Regions from separate parts of the Homo sapiens genome. Here region 2 is linked to region 1. A link is a loop called in an ENCODE intact Hi-C map of the cell type or tissue named here. Cell type or tissue: mammary epithelial cell. All regions are shown on one strand. Links, peaks and the distances in the headings refer to the core of each region. The heading gives the core; the rest is flanking DNA. Region 1 holds the start of MIR708 (microRNA 708). Region 2 has its middle 250 kb from the start of TENM4.

What was found. A loop is a pair of places that touch in the nucleus more often than their neighbours do. Peaks named below come from ENCODE experiments on the same cell type or tissue, not always from the same donor. Only the 100,000 strongest peaks of a DNase experiment are listed, where the experiment ranks them.
Region 2: it touches region 1 in a loop (2.8-fold over the local background); 2 of 110 quality-filtered maps call a loop at or near these places.

What each region holds. Positions count from the first base shown.
Region 1 is chr11:79,396,753-79,404,123 of GRCh38, forward strand. The region is part of intron 1 of TENM4 (teneurin transmembrane protein 4); the gene reads right to left. MIR708 (microRNA 708) reads right to left here and starts at 5,357; the gene lies at 5,270-5,357. In mammary epithelial cell, for the core only: a CTCF peak has its summit at 4,170; no DNase peak of the experiment used is centred there.
Region 2 is chr11:79,690,753-79,698,123 of GRCh38, forward strand. No RefSeq gene overlaps it. Among named protein-coding and RNA genes, the nearest start is that of TENM4, 250 kb to the left of the region's middle. In mammary epithelial cell, for the core only: no CTCF peak of the experiment used is centred there; a DNase peak (open chromatin) is centred at 3,819.

The DNA of each region.
Region 1 (7,371 bases), core at 1,529-6,528:
TCCCAAGACCTCTCTCCTCTCTGGTTCACACTCCATAGGACCATTTAGTCTCTCAGGGGCAGAGAAAATAGAGTGGCTTGAATAGCTTTATGAGTCACAACCAAAGCCAAGAAAGACAGAATCAAATGAAAATACTGTCTGAGTCGGTTTGCCAAGGCAAAGGTTGAGGGAGCCTGGGCTGCTGTCATTGATACAAGGGACTCTGCCTTTCATTTCCTCTTTGAGTTTCTCCTGAGCACTGTGTCAAGGGGGCTTCAGAACCCAGTCAAGGACGCAGGTGCAGGGACTCTATAGGTCAGATGGCAGACCTCTGGGCCTCAGAAGAGGAAGTCACAGAATTTGGCTTGACGTGTTAGGGCAGAACACTCAAAGGGATGAGATTCAAGGAAAAGCAGGAGCTAAGAAGGAAAAGGCCATTCCAGCTAGTCATGGCTGAGGACAGAAAATTCATGGTAGCCCACTATGTACCAGGCAGTGTTCTCATTGATTTTTATACATCATTTTATTTCATCCTCAACATAGCCCCATAGTTATAGGTATTACTGTTATTAACATCCCCATTTTGTAAGTAAAGAAACTGAAGCCCAGGGGACTGAGTAACTGGAACAAAGCTGGAAAACCAGTAAGCCACAGAGTCAGGATTCTAACCCAGTTCTGAGTGACTCAAAGCCTGCCCCCTCCAACTATGTGCTACATGGCTACCCAGGAACCCCAAAGATGTGTCACTCCTGCTTCTTCTCCGGATACCATTTCCTGAGTTAACTGGCTATCTCCAAATTTTTGGCATCTGAATAATTCCTTTACAGGCCAGAGGTAACTGCCACTCATGGTCAAAAAGGAAGGATACCCCAGCAACCAGATACAGAATAAGAGTAAGTAGAGAATGCAAAGGGTTAGGAGGCTTTGTGAGCCAGGAAGGCAAAAGCCAGGAAGGGCACTCAGGTCTGGGGGATCACAGTACTTCTATTGGCAATGTTTCTCTTATCTCAGAATTTTTAGGGAGGGCTGGCTGCTGAGTGGCCCAAAACTTAGGGCAGTTTGTATGATTTTTCCCCCTCCTTTCTTCTGGGGCTTGTGAGCAATCAGCAAACCAGTCCACAGATACTGTCAAATAGAGGTTGCATGGTAGAAAGTTAGAAGGAAAACAGTCTGGAAATGCCAGCTCTGTCACCATGCAAGGCCCATTTATATGAGTTTTCTCATTAAATTTGTGTGACATCCTTGCACAAAAGACTATCATTCCCAGCGAGGAAAAATTAAGGTTCAGAAAGATTATTTTTTAAATGAATGAATTTACATATGTGTGCTTGTTTGTATTTATCCCAATTTGTGCAAGACAAATTATAAGGAATCCAGTGCAGACAGAAGGTAGAAAATGCAGCATCGGCCCAAGTTTGCTACACATTCTGTGCTTTACTTTTTTTTTCCTATGCTTTGCAACTCCCCACCTCATGTGTCCTTTAATCTAGGACAACCCCCAGCACCATGAGTTCAAAATAGAATCCAATAAGAAGAGGCTCAATTTACCTGTGAATCTTCAGGAGCAGCAGACAAGTAGGGGTGGGCGCATCTCACCTGGCTCAGTGGTCAGGTGCTTTTAACAGTCAGCAATGTTCATCCAGCCTTACCTCTCAGGGTCCTGAGAGAGAGCTGGGCTGTGGGCCACTGCAACTTACAAACTGCATGACCCTGGGCAGACCATCTAACCTCTCTATGCTTTGGTTTTCTCATCTATTCACATTATGGAAATACTAACAGTGGTAGCTCCTCTTCACTGAGTGCGGACAGGAATATAAACCACTTGTAATCAGAAACTGCTGCACAAACAAGTGGCTTAGTTTTAGTCCTACCTGGGTTAGGCTACTAAATAGTATGGACCCAATAGAACTTAACATGATCAGGGATGATCACAGAATATATTCAACTGTATTCAATAAATATATTTTGAGTACCTGGCCCTGTGATAGAAGATAGTCAGATGCTTTAAAAAAAAAAAAAAAAAAAAAAGAGTGCCACAGTGTGTTAGGTTCTAAACTGAGGAGATGGAAGACAGATAAGGTATGCTGGGGGCCCAAGTAGAGGCTGGTAGAGTGGACCTAGGGCAGATGGGAAAGCACTGCCTGCCCTCGAGGGGACACTGGAACTGAGGCTTGAAGAATAGGTAGGAATTGGCTAAGTGGACACAGTGAATGCATTCCAAGCAGAAGGAACAGCACAGCCGAGGCACAGAGGCCTGAGCAGGATGGTGTGCAGAGGGAAGTGTGCTAGGCCTGGCTGCCATGCTTCATTACAAAAGAACAGGATTTATTCAGCAGGGAGATGTCACTGTAACTACCCTGTATCATGACTTTCCATAGGCAGAAACATAAAGACAGCCCCAGATCTCACCCACCCAAATGATTCCCAGCATTTTTTGTGCCATTTCTCACTCTGATTAGCGAGCAATTTCCTGAAGGCAAGCCAGTCCACCAGGCACAGAATATGAGTTCCAACTCTTTCAATGAGCAGAAATCTACTGGTTCCATATTCTTCTCTGGGGAAGGAGAATCAGCTGAAATGAGTAGTTGTTTCCCATATTTACATGGGTATTTTCTTCTTATTTGAAATGCTTATGGACAAGGACTAATCTGTTAGGAAGGCAGAGAAAGATTGTGGTCCCTGCTACCATAGCCAAGGAAGAAGAACTGGGGAGTGGGAGAGCAATAAGTTTTTATCAGAAAAATTTAAAACTGATTGTTTGGAATTTGAGAGGAGACCCTAAAATTAGAGAGGAACTTGGAGGCGATCTTGTCCAAGATGCTACTCAAAGCAAGGCTCCCTTATAATACAGCCTGGCTAATTAACAGGCATCGAGTCTTGCTTGAATACATTTGTTTATTAATTTGATAACTTGATGGATCTTAGTTCTGGTGGAAACACATACATTCACATCAAAAAAAAAGAGAGAAACAGAAACATGTGGAATCTTGGAAACAGACGTAGAGTCAAATTTGGCTCCTCTACTTACACAGATTGAATTACTATGACCTTAGGCAAGATATTCAAACCCTCTGAGTTCCTTCTCTGTAAAGAATGGGTTATAAAACCTTCCTTGTCGGTGTTGTTGTGCGGATTAAGTGGAATCATGTATATAAAGTGCCCAGCAGAGTTGGCTGGCACACAACCAACACTCAATAAATGGTAATTATTATTATCTCTTTAGCCCAAACTCCCACCCAAGGCAGAAATCCTTCTTTAAACAACCCTGACAAACCAGAGAGCTATCAAGTCTCTGCTAGAATAAATATTTGTTGATTGATTTGGTAATCAGTTGATTCTAAATACCTGGGAGACACATAAACACACACCACACACACACACACACACACACACACACACACACACACACACACACCCTCCAGGATTATTTCTCCAAGTCTTGTGTGAGGGAGATGCTTTATCAACAAGACCATATCCCCATATCCATCCTGTTGGGTGATATTCAATGGTTAAATTTGCAGCCTGGAGCCAGAATCCAGTCACTGCAACTTTCTGCTCCATGGTCCGCTTCCTTAACCATTTTTTTTTTTTTTAACCACACAGACTCCTTTGAAGACCTTCCCAGACAATGCACATACCTGGAACAAATTGCCTACAACTTCAGGAGTGTCACAGACTTTGTGAAGGGCTTTGTGCCTTCGGGGCTAAACTCCTCTATGCTGGCACATCCCCAAACAAGGCTCTGAAATTGCAAACACTGCTCCTTTCTCCTGACAGGCATCTCTCTTGCCCTCTCCTCCCTGTGCTCTTCCTGGAACTTCAGAAGAGGGATGCAGTGCTGGACTTAAGCTCTGCAATCAGTGCAAATTCCAGTTTCCCCATCTAATGCATCTTTAAGCCTCAGTTTCCTTGCTTACAAAATGGCAATTGTAATAGTGCCTGTGTCACAGAGCTGCTGTGAGGGCTGAGGGGACAGTGCGTGTTGATGCATAGCACAGTGCCTGCACAGAGGAAACACACAATTGAAGTTTGCAATTGTCACTTCTATTCTTATGTTATCTGTTCCCTTGCTCTCCTCCTCCCACAGACATTGCAGTTTGCCATCGTTCCACTTTAAAAGAAGCTCCAGAAGGTACACTCAGCTCCAGAGAACTGGAGATAGCCCTGCATGCCATGACCTAGGTGTCAGGCAGGGGGCACTCTGCCCAAGTCAGACTTGGGACAGCAGGTGGCATATGCCAGACTTGGCCCTGAGAAGCTCTGATTGGGATTTATAAGGCCTATGATTACTAAAAAACAGAAAAATTCAAACTACCGAGTGAAAAATCAGTGGTACAGTAGATTCAAAAGCTTAATAAACAAAGGATCTTGGGGACAGGAAATAATACAAGGGATCCATGGAGGTATAACATTTGAGAATTCTGGTGTCCTTCACCTTTTTGTTTTCCTGCCTCCTTCCCTCCCTCTCTTCCTTTAAAGAACAAGCATGTATTGAGCAGTTATGTATGCAAGCCTTGTGCTAGGCACTGGAAATGAGAGATGAATAACCATGATTCCTGCCCTCTCGGAGCTCACAGACTAATGGAAGAGCCGATTTACAGAAAGAACACAGTGCAACAAGTTCCCCAACAGGGTAAGCACACGTGCTGAGGCTGTCTAACCCCGGAGCCTCAGACTCTTTGAGATGCAAAGGAATAAACAATAATTCCCAGAAAAGGTGACACTCAAATGGAGACCTGTCAATCATTTTTATTAGGCATTTTTGCTGGTTACAAAAGTAATAAATACTTTTTGCAGGAGATTTGGAAAGCACAAGGGTGTCAGAAAAAGAAAACGTCAATCATTATTTTACCATTAGAGGCAACCACTAATACATTCTGAAGCATTTCTCTTTCCATCTATGTACTTAACATCAATGAGTTCATCATGTCTATACATTTGATAGGCTCCCCAGTTTACTTAACATTGAAACATAAGCACTTTTCCATCAAGCTCAGTCCAAATGAGTGACCCCTGGATCTTTGATCTGGGGGACCAAGTCCAGGAGCCTGGAAGCCAGGGCTGGCCCAGAGGAGATATGACAAGCTGGGTTTTGGTGAGCAGGTTGAGTTGGCAGTGCTGTGGAGCATTCCACCCGGGGAGGAACACTGAAGATGCTGGAGAGCTGGGTGTGGCACTCAGGAGACAATTCAGGCCTAGAGGGTCCTCAGGTGGTGGTTGACGCCATGGGGATGGATGAGATCCCTCAGGGAGGGTGTGCAGGGTGAGAAGAGAGATGACTAGGGTAAGGTCCCTGCCCTCTAGAAGCTCACAGTCTAGTTGTGTTCATGTGCAAGTCATTTACCCCCAGCTAGATTGTAAGCTCCTTGAGGGCAGTTACCATTTCACACACAGCAGTCCCTCGCCAACCATGGGGGTTAGGTTTCTGAAAACCCCTGGGGCAGGAGAAGTCAGGCTTCAGGAATTTAGGACCTTATTGGGGAAAAAATAGGGTTAGGGGAATGAAGTCACCAGTGAACTTGTAAAATTATTATATTTTTACATAATGAGAAATGACAATGACAACATATTCAAAACACTGAATATCAGTGACACAAATTATCAACATATTCTTCAATTAACAACATTTTACAACTTATTTTCATGTACCATCTATCCCTTTAGTAGAGCTTGCCCCTTCACAGCTACAACAATATGCTTGTAAATTCACTTTTGCATTGCTGGAAAAAATACACTTGCTAAGAGTCCTTTTCTTATGTGTGGTTTCCCATCCAATTATTCAATGCATTTTGGTTTTTATAACTCCAGGCTACTGACACCTGTCTCTTGGTCCCACCCACAAGTGCAAGCACACACCTACATCCTAACAGGTAGGAGTGTGTTTCTGAGGTCTGATCCACCCCCTCCCACTCTCCTCTCTTCCCCAATTTTACTACAAACACCTCTCCTCTGCAGCCATTTCACCTACTTCCCTCTTCCCCAACCTCTGGGCAGATTTCATCAGTTCCCCCATAGGAATGAGCAAAGACTCCTGACCTTGGGATTCTCCAAGGCTTCTGACAAAGTATGCAAACATGAAGTTGTCAATATTAGAATTTGGTGTCTTTCTTTGGTAGACACTAGCATATCATTCACTCACTAGCTCATAGTAGGTACTCAATAAATTCTTGTTGAACTGAGCAATTTCCAAAGTAAAGGATGTGGACTTTTTTTTCTCTTTCCCCATTCACTGCTCCAAATGAATATTAAACCTTCACACAACATAAATATTGAAATATTTGTAGGCACATTTTATTTTCCCTTCTGGCAGGTCATGATGACAAGAGGCAGCTAATAGATGCAATCTATCTGCATTCACGAAGGCAGTTTTGAGTTCCACATGACATGCTGTCAATAGAGTCAAAAGATATGGCCCTTTAGTGAAGGAATTCTCCATATTTTCCAGCTCAGACCACTTGGATAAAGGAAAACACCTACTAACCAACGATTCTCCCATGCACATTTATGACAAAAAGGTTGTCGCCATGACTAAATGGGAGGACTAGCACTGTTTTTCATGAGATATCAACAAAACCATGTCTTTTAAATGAAACAATAATCAGTTACATTTATACAGCACTTTACATTTTACAAATGCTTTCAGGTACATTTTTATCTCACTTTTTCTTCACAGCAACTCTGCGAGGTAGTCAGAGAAGGCACTGATAGTTCCATTTTGCAGATGAAGAAACTGAGGCTTACTCTAAGGAAGGGACCAAAAGGGGCAACTCACTAGTCAAATTTGATACCCTTTCCATCTCCCATCACTGTTCTGTTGCCAGTTGGGTTACAATGAAAAACACAAAACTAAATTGCAATGCTGTTCCACTGTCATGTAATTGCCAGTGCCCAAGAGGTAGCCCACCCCTCGACACTCACATTCTCCCATTCCTCCCACCCCCAGTTGTCTTCCCTCAACCACTATCCACTCCACAAGTCAGTACCCAGACTGGCACATGAAGAATCTGAGTCAGTACCAGAAATGGCATTCAGCACTTCATGCATAGAAGCAAAGCTATGAGGCCAAAAAATCCGGGGGGTTGAGGGGGGTGGTGGGGGTGGTTCACCAGTCTTATCTCATTTAATCCTCTGCAAAATACTCACAATGATCACCCTTTCAAAGATGCAGAAACTGAGGCTCATCATGTGTATTAGCTTGGCCATGGTCACATGCCCAGAGAATGACAGTCAGCATTTGAACCCAGCTTCAGTTCCTGGACAGCAGGGCAGTCCCAAGAAAGCACTTCACTGGCTCAGAGCCACATGTGTTCCATTTCAGCCTCCCAGCTCAGAAGGACCTTGACCCTCCGCTGAAGCTGCTGCCCTCATGGCAAAGCTTCTTACAAAGGGTCC
Region 2 (7,371 bases), core at 1,333-6,332, 290 kb after region 1:
TAATATCACAAAGGCACCACTGAACATCTGAATATATGAACAGAGAGCTATGAAAAAGGTAGTGACTAACCCTGCCAGGGGAGGTGTAGGAAGTGCCCCAGAAAATATGATATTTGAAGAGGGCATTAAGCATTCAGAGGGCATTAAGCATCCATGAGAAGCGGAAGTATGGCATCTGAGCAGAGCAAAGGTGAAGGTGACATGCTCTGAGAAGGATGAGGATTTCTTCAGAACAAAGTATGATTGGGGGCTGGGGTGGGAGGTGAAGCTCAGGGCACGTTGGGACCATTTTAACACCAGGTCATGGAGTCCAGGCTTTCTCTTCAGTAGGACTTGCTGGGCTGGTGGCTGGTTTATGCAGAGGAGTGTTATGAGAGACTGGAGTGCAGACAAATCTCTCTGCGGGCGGTATGGGTTTATGGGAGGGTAGACTGAAAGCTCAGAGACACAAGGCAAAGAAACAGGTCAGGTGGCTACTACAACCACCCAAAAAGAGAAGCTGGGAGACCTTCCCTCAGGTTTCAATCCAGCTAAGGCCAGTAAAACCCATGTGTTCATTTAGGAGACTCTTGTATATTTATTAAATAAATAAACAAAAGAGAAAAGGCCAGGGATCAATGAGTTTCTTAAACAAAAATTTAAAAGGCAAAACTAAGATATGTTAAATAACACCTAGTAGAATTTAAAGTGTACATACTTTGTGGAATAAATGCATAAAGACATCAGAAATAATCAAGTATGGAATAAGGGTATGGGTCTAGTGAAACAGGGCACTGAAAAAGCTGTAAACTTCCCAGGCAGAAACCTCTGCTCTCATCCTGAGTCTGTTTTCATTTATGTATCATGTGATATCATGTATCATGTGCAATACATGTGATTAGTAATTTGACTCACCCCCTCAGTAAAAGTCACAGTTCCTGTTTACCGAGCACCTGCTAGGCTTAATCATGCACAATGCTCAGGATACCACCTATATTATCTCAGCCAATCTGAACAACAATGGCAAAGCAGGCTTTATCAGGCCTGAGGTTCAGAGAGTTTAGGGATTTACCCAAGGTTGCGGAGCAGTCAGCAGAATTGAGATTTGACCCTGATCTATCCAGCTGTGGAAAGATTCTCTGCGACGGTACATCCTCTGCGATGGTGCGCCCTAGTGAGTATAAAATTTCCATCATCGTAGAATGAGAAATGCCTGAAAGCTGTTAATATACCTACCTTTCTGGACTCTTATTCTGATTCTGTGTCTTTAAAACACGATGTGGACAGAAAAATCAGAAAATTTGGGGTGAGAAAGGAAATAATGAGGAAAAAGAGAAGAAAAGCTCTGCCTCCAACTTTTGCTTTGGTCTTGTGTAAACCTGTTATCATCTTTGGGTCGGAGATTTCTCTTCAATAAAATAAAATAGATGAACTAAATCAAATGTAAGATACACTTTGCCTTAATACTCCTAGAATCAAATGCCCTGAGCTGAGCTTGTTATATAGTAGAAAGGAAGGTTGTAAAATGTAAAATGTGTTCAGTTTTTTAAACCAGTCTAAAGATAAAGCAAGAAATTACTGTGTTCAGTTTCAGAAGATAATGGAAACATTATAAACCTTATAGCATTCCCAGATTTAGCAAATAAAAATGTAGGGTGTTCAGTTAAATTTGGATGTCAGATAAGGAACAAATATTTTCTTAGTATAAATATGTGCCGTGCAATATTTGGGACATAGTTATTCTAAAGATTATTCATTGTTTATGTGAACTTCAAATTTAACTGGGCATCCTGAATATCACTTGGCAACCCTGAAACCTTGACAAAGTAAAAATAATAGCACAGCTGATTAAAGTCAGAAGGAAAGATTGAGGAAACCATAGAAGAACCAGTTTCCTTATTTCACAGACTGGTGAATCAACTGATTCTAGCTAAAATGAGAGTTAAAGAAAGTTTTAAGTTTAGTATTTGCAGTCATAAAGTTAACAACTAGCAAAACTGAACTAGAAAATATAGTAACAACAATAAAAACCTCAGGAGGTTGGGAGGATAGGTGGAAGGAAATACAGGTATACCAAATTCCTCTTTTAAAGGAAACAGCCCAAGGCACAGTCTACAGAGGATGAATCATCAAATAAAACCATAAAGAAAAAACATTATTTAGCATTATGGTTATAATTATCAAAGAACCAAAAACAAAAAAATTAAAAAATGTTTTTTCTTGGTAGTGGGGTTACAAAAGTGGGTAGAGAGTTACTTTTTATTTTATTCTACCCTTATTAGACTTTTACATCTATGCCATGTGTAAAATTAGATTAAAAACAAAATAATTATATTAACCATTGTTGCCACCAACCATCATTCAGCAAACTGTTAAGCTTTTGCTGAAGTATACTCTCATGTTCTCAGTCTCAGGCTTATTTTATTTGCCTCTACCAACTTCATTTGGGTGTAAAAATATTAGCAATCAGATTTACAAACCCAAAAGATGCACAAATATTTGCTATTGCTTTGCCATGTATTGCAAAAATATTTCCAGGTGCTCTAGAATGAAAAAAGATAAAAACCTTCAGATAAATCAACATGGTTCATTTAATTTAAAACAAATATTTGACAGTCACTCTCCTAACATGCCTTCGATTGTGAGTAGCAACTCACATAGCAATGCATTACTCTTAGCACATACTTGCAAATGAATTATGCTTTCACAAGCAGAAATTAAAGTACTCTCCAGAGAAATGTTTGGTTGATTTTTTTCAGGGTTTGATTGATCTAACTTAGAAATATATGAATTTCACTCAATACTTCTATTATTTTGGAAGGGAGACACAAGAGTTGTCTGGCGTATCAAAAAAATCATGAATTAAGAAGTCACTTGGCATGGAAGCCTGATTCTGTGAGAGGTGTGTGTATGTATCTGTGTGTGTGTGTGTGTGTGTGTGCATGCGCGTGCATGAGAGTTGGCTTGAGTTATAGACAGATGGTTTGGACTATAAAAAAGTCGCTGATCCTAAGGTGAAGTCCCATTAGGAGAATGCTTAAGTACTATAAAAACATAGAGCTGTAGCTTGTGATTAATGGCGCTTCCACCCAAAACATTACTAATGCACCCTGTATCCTGCAAACCCCGTCATCTTACTTCAGACCCATCTTTATAGTCATTGAACTCTGCCGTCATCACCAACTTGTTGTAGTTCTTTAATACAAGCTTTATAATGTCTTGAAGTGCATCATATTTATAATGGCATTAAAGGTCATTGACAAGCTTGCTAGATCTTTCAGGATGGAGACCAAGAGCCAAACCTTATACCTAGGCCTTTGTGTTAGTTCATTTTACACTACTATAAAGGTATACCCAAGGCTGGGTAATTTATAAAGAAAAGATGTTTAATTGGCTCACAGTTCTGCAGGGTGTACAGGAATGGCACCAGCATCTGCTTGGCTTCTGGTGAGGATCTCAGGAAGCTTCCACTCACGGAGAAGGCAAAGGGGAACAGGTGTGTCATATGGTGAGAGGGGGAACAACAGAGATCGTGGAGGTGCCAGGCACTTTAAACAACCAGCTCTTTCATAAACTCATTACCACAGGGAGGGCACCAAGCCAATCGTGGGGGATTCACCCCCATAATAAAAATACCTCCCACTAGGTCCCAACTTTAACACTAAGGATTACATTTCAACATGAGATTTGGAGGTGACACACATCCAAACCATATCAGCTCTACTGCCTGTGGACTTTGAAGGGAGATCTGCAGCAACAACCCTTTTGTCTAGCTCTCCTTCTCACTTTTTCCTGCCATGAAATCAAATTCCTTCTTCATGAGCTGGCACAAAGGCCATCTCTTCCAGGAGGAAGTTCTGCCTGTCCCAACATGAAGCACTATTTCCCTTTCACAGTTATACTGAAGAATAAATAAGGTAATAATGAAGTCTTATGACTGAGCTAAGGAACTAATCATCGATCATATGTAGAAGGAGAAAGCCAAGGCCTATCTGGTACCAGTGCAAAAGAAATAATTATATAACAACAAAAACAGTCACATCAACTATTGCCACCATTTCCACCATTTATTGAGTGCACTATAGGTATATTAGGAATTTTATTTAATTCTCACCACAGGTTGAGGCATTATGATTCCTCATTTTGAAGTGAGGCAAATAAGGCACAGAAAGATTAGGTAACCAGACCAGAATCACAAAGCAAAGAACCTGCAAAGCCATAGCTCAAATACAGGTTAGTTTCAGTGTGAATCATATGCTATAAATTAGTCCACAAAATTGCCTGTCTGGGCTTTAGTAAGAAGGCTAAAGGAGAAATTGGTAAAAACAGCAGAAATATATTCCAAATAAGCTTGAGAAATTTTGTGTGTAATCTATGTCAGCTACTTTTTTTTTTTTTTAAGATGGAGTCTTGCTCTGTCACCCAGGCTGCAATGGAGTGGCGTGATCTCGGCTCACTGCAACCTCCACCTCCTGGTTTCAAGCGATTCTCCTGCCTCAGCCTCCTGAGCAGCTGGAACTACAGGCATGTGACATCACGCCCAGCTAATTTTTCTATTTTTAGTAGAGGTGGGGTTTCACCGTATTGGCCAGACCGGTCTCGAACTCCTGACCTTGTGATCCACCCACCTCGGCCTTGCAAAGTGCTGGGATTACAGGCATGAGCAACTGCGCCTGGCCTATGTCAGCTATTTTAAGTCACATGCCTAGTATCCCACTCAGAAGTTTTAAGGAATGCGTAAGCATGCACTGAATATGGTGTGCAAGCTATGCATGATGGCGTGTTGCTGGCATTGTGACTATAGGAATAAAGCAGGGAAAAGGTATGTCTGTCCACAAATTAGAAGGCCATCGGGTTATACAGCTCTGTGTAGCCCCTGAGCACCAGTTCACCTTGCCAGGTAACACAGCTTGCTGCCTTGACCATACTGAACCAGGTAACAAATGAAGCTGATCAGATACACCTTGGATGTCTGCAGCTATGGGGACTCCCGGGAGGTTGTGACCACCTGAGAAGGGGTTCTAATTACAATAAGGGATTTAAAAGCATTAAAGAGCTTCTGAAGAAATTGGCAGACATCATTTGTTCCACAGAGATGCTGTCTGTCTCAGACTGCAGCTCAGACTTTCCTGGCCCTGTGGCTGGCCCCAGCAATAGTGGATAGGTGGCCTCCGGGCTAGATGAGAGAATGGCTTAAGGTTAAAGTGTGCCCATTGGTGTGGGGTAGCCCTGGGTTTCTGTCTTGCTCAACTCTCTGTTCTTTTCATTCCTGTGGAGTTCCTGGACCCTGTTGCAATCATCTTAGTTTAACTGCATTTTCTGACTCTGTCTTTGTCTTATCCGTACCTCCATTTCTTCCTTTTTCCCTTAGCACAGAATTTTCTGTACTGCACCCAATGCAGGAAACAGAGAAGATGAAGGACTGTTTCTCAAGGGCCTGACATCACCATACAGAAAAAAATCCATATATATATATATATATATGTAAACCCATATATATATGTAAACCCATATATATGTAAATCCATATATATATGTAAACCCATATATATGTAAACCCATATATATATGTAAACCCATATATATATGTAAACCCATATATATATATGTAAACCCATATATATATATATAGCATTTTCAAACTTATCATCAAGTAGGCACTTTGTAGGTCCTGCTTTCTAAACTTTGATCTCCATTCTTTGAGTTAATATTTATGATGTGCCTACTATGTGCCAAGCACTCAACTGGACCTTGGGCATATAGACTTTAATCAAACAGGCAAAATTCATGCACTTATGAGGCTTACTTATACATATATATAACTATTATATAAGATACAGTGTCATTCTTAAGGTGTTTTTTTATTCAGGGAATAGTTTTTTTTTTATTTTTTACCTAATTACGAAGTATTGTGCTAGACAGAGTTAAAATTCTTTGAAAATTTAAAGAAGGAAGCAGTTACTTCTGGCTAGCTGTTTGCAGAAAAGAGGGCAGTACAAGGGAGACCAGGAGGGCAATGTTGGGGAAAAGAGAATATTTGTCAAACATCAACAGGTATATTTAATAACGTGGAATTTCTTTTTATATTAAGTGAAATAGTAGATACAAAACCTTATACTATGACCTCAACTGCATAAAAATATGTTGTCACAGAAAAAGTATGAAAAGGAAGGATTCATGTTTACTGTGCTTATCTGGGTGGTGGCATTTTCTGTTGATTTATCTATATTGATCTGAATTTCCCTAAAATTATGTTAGGCTGTTGTAAGAAAGCCATATTCCTTTATATGTAGTCCTATTTTGGCCAAGAAGATAGAAACCTCTGCTACTTTGGTCTTTCAGGAAAATAACTTCTCTCCATTCCCTTCTTTTATTACCCATGGATGTAGGTACCATTGTATCATGTATGAGGGCACACACGTGCACATCCTCTCCTCCCCTCTATTTTTCTTATCCCTTTGTTCCTGCCCTTGTGTTTTTCTGACGTCCTGTCTTCTTTCCCTTTTCTCCTCTGTTTAGCTTAAATATTTCTGGCAGCTTTAGTTTCTGTGAGTAGCACTGAGTACTTTGAGTAGTGCCTTAGCTCAGAATGTTTGCTGACCTCAAAGTGCTCAGCAGTGATGAGAGCAAAATTCTGTGAGCAAGCTAAATGTTTAATGTCAGGTTGTTGGTTATGTGAATTATTGTTCATGAATTTCACAGTGTTATAAGCCTCATTTTCACCAGGACTTTGCTGAAATCGTCACCTCCTCAGATACACTTTCCTTCAAACACCACACTGGTCCCTCACCCCATCCTAGTGTTCTTCACTGTACTTACAGCCATAGTCATTTACTCACTGTGTGTCTCCTGCTCTACAGGGTAAGCTCAGAGCTTACCTTAGAGGACAGAGGTTTTGTCCTCGCTGCTAGACATCTGCAGTGAGTGATGCATAGCAGGCCAGCAGGCCATCAACCAAGATTTTTCTTGACTGAATAATTACAGGCATTATAATTATATACATTTATATTTAATAACATGGAATTTCTTTTTATATTAAGTGAAAGAGTAGACACAAAACTCTTGTACCATGATCTCAACTGCATAAAAATATGTTGTCAGAGAAAAAGTATGGAAAGGAAGGATTAATGTTTACTGTGCTTATCTGGGTGGTGGTATTTTCTGTTGATTTATCTATATTGATCTGAATTTCCCTGATCCCTTACAATGAGCAAATATTTTTTAAAATATAGACTGCTTCAAAAAAGGGTTAATGCTACTGGCTCAGTGCAAAGATTTTGTGGCTGGGACAGCTTGAGGGGATGTGAGAGTGACAGAGAAATCAGTGCCGTGGTTGGGAAAATAACCCATATTGAGCTGACTCATCACCCGAACCAACAGTTGACAATTCCT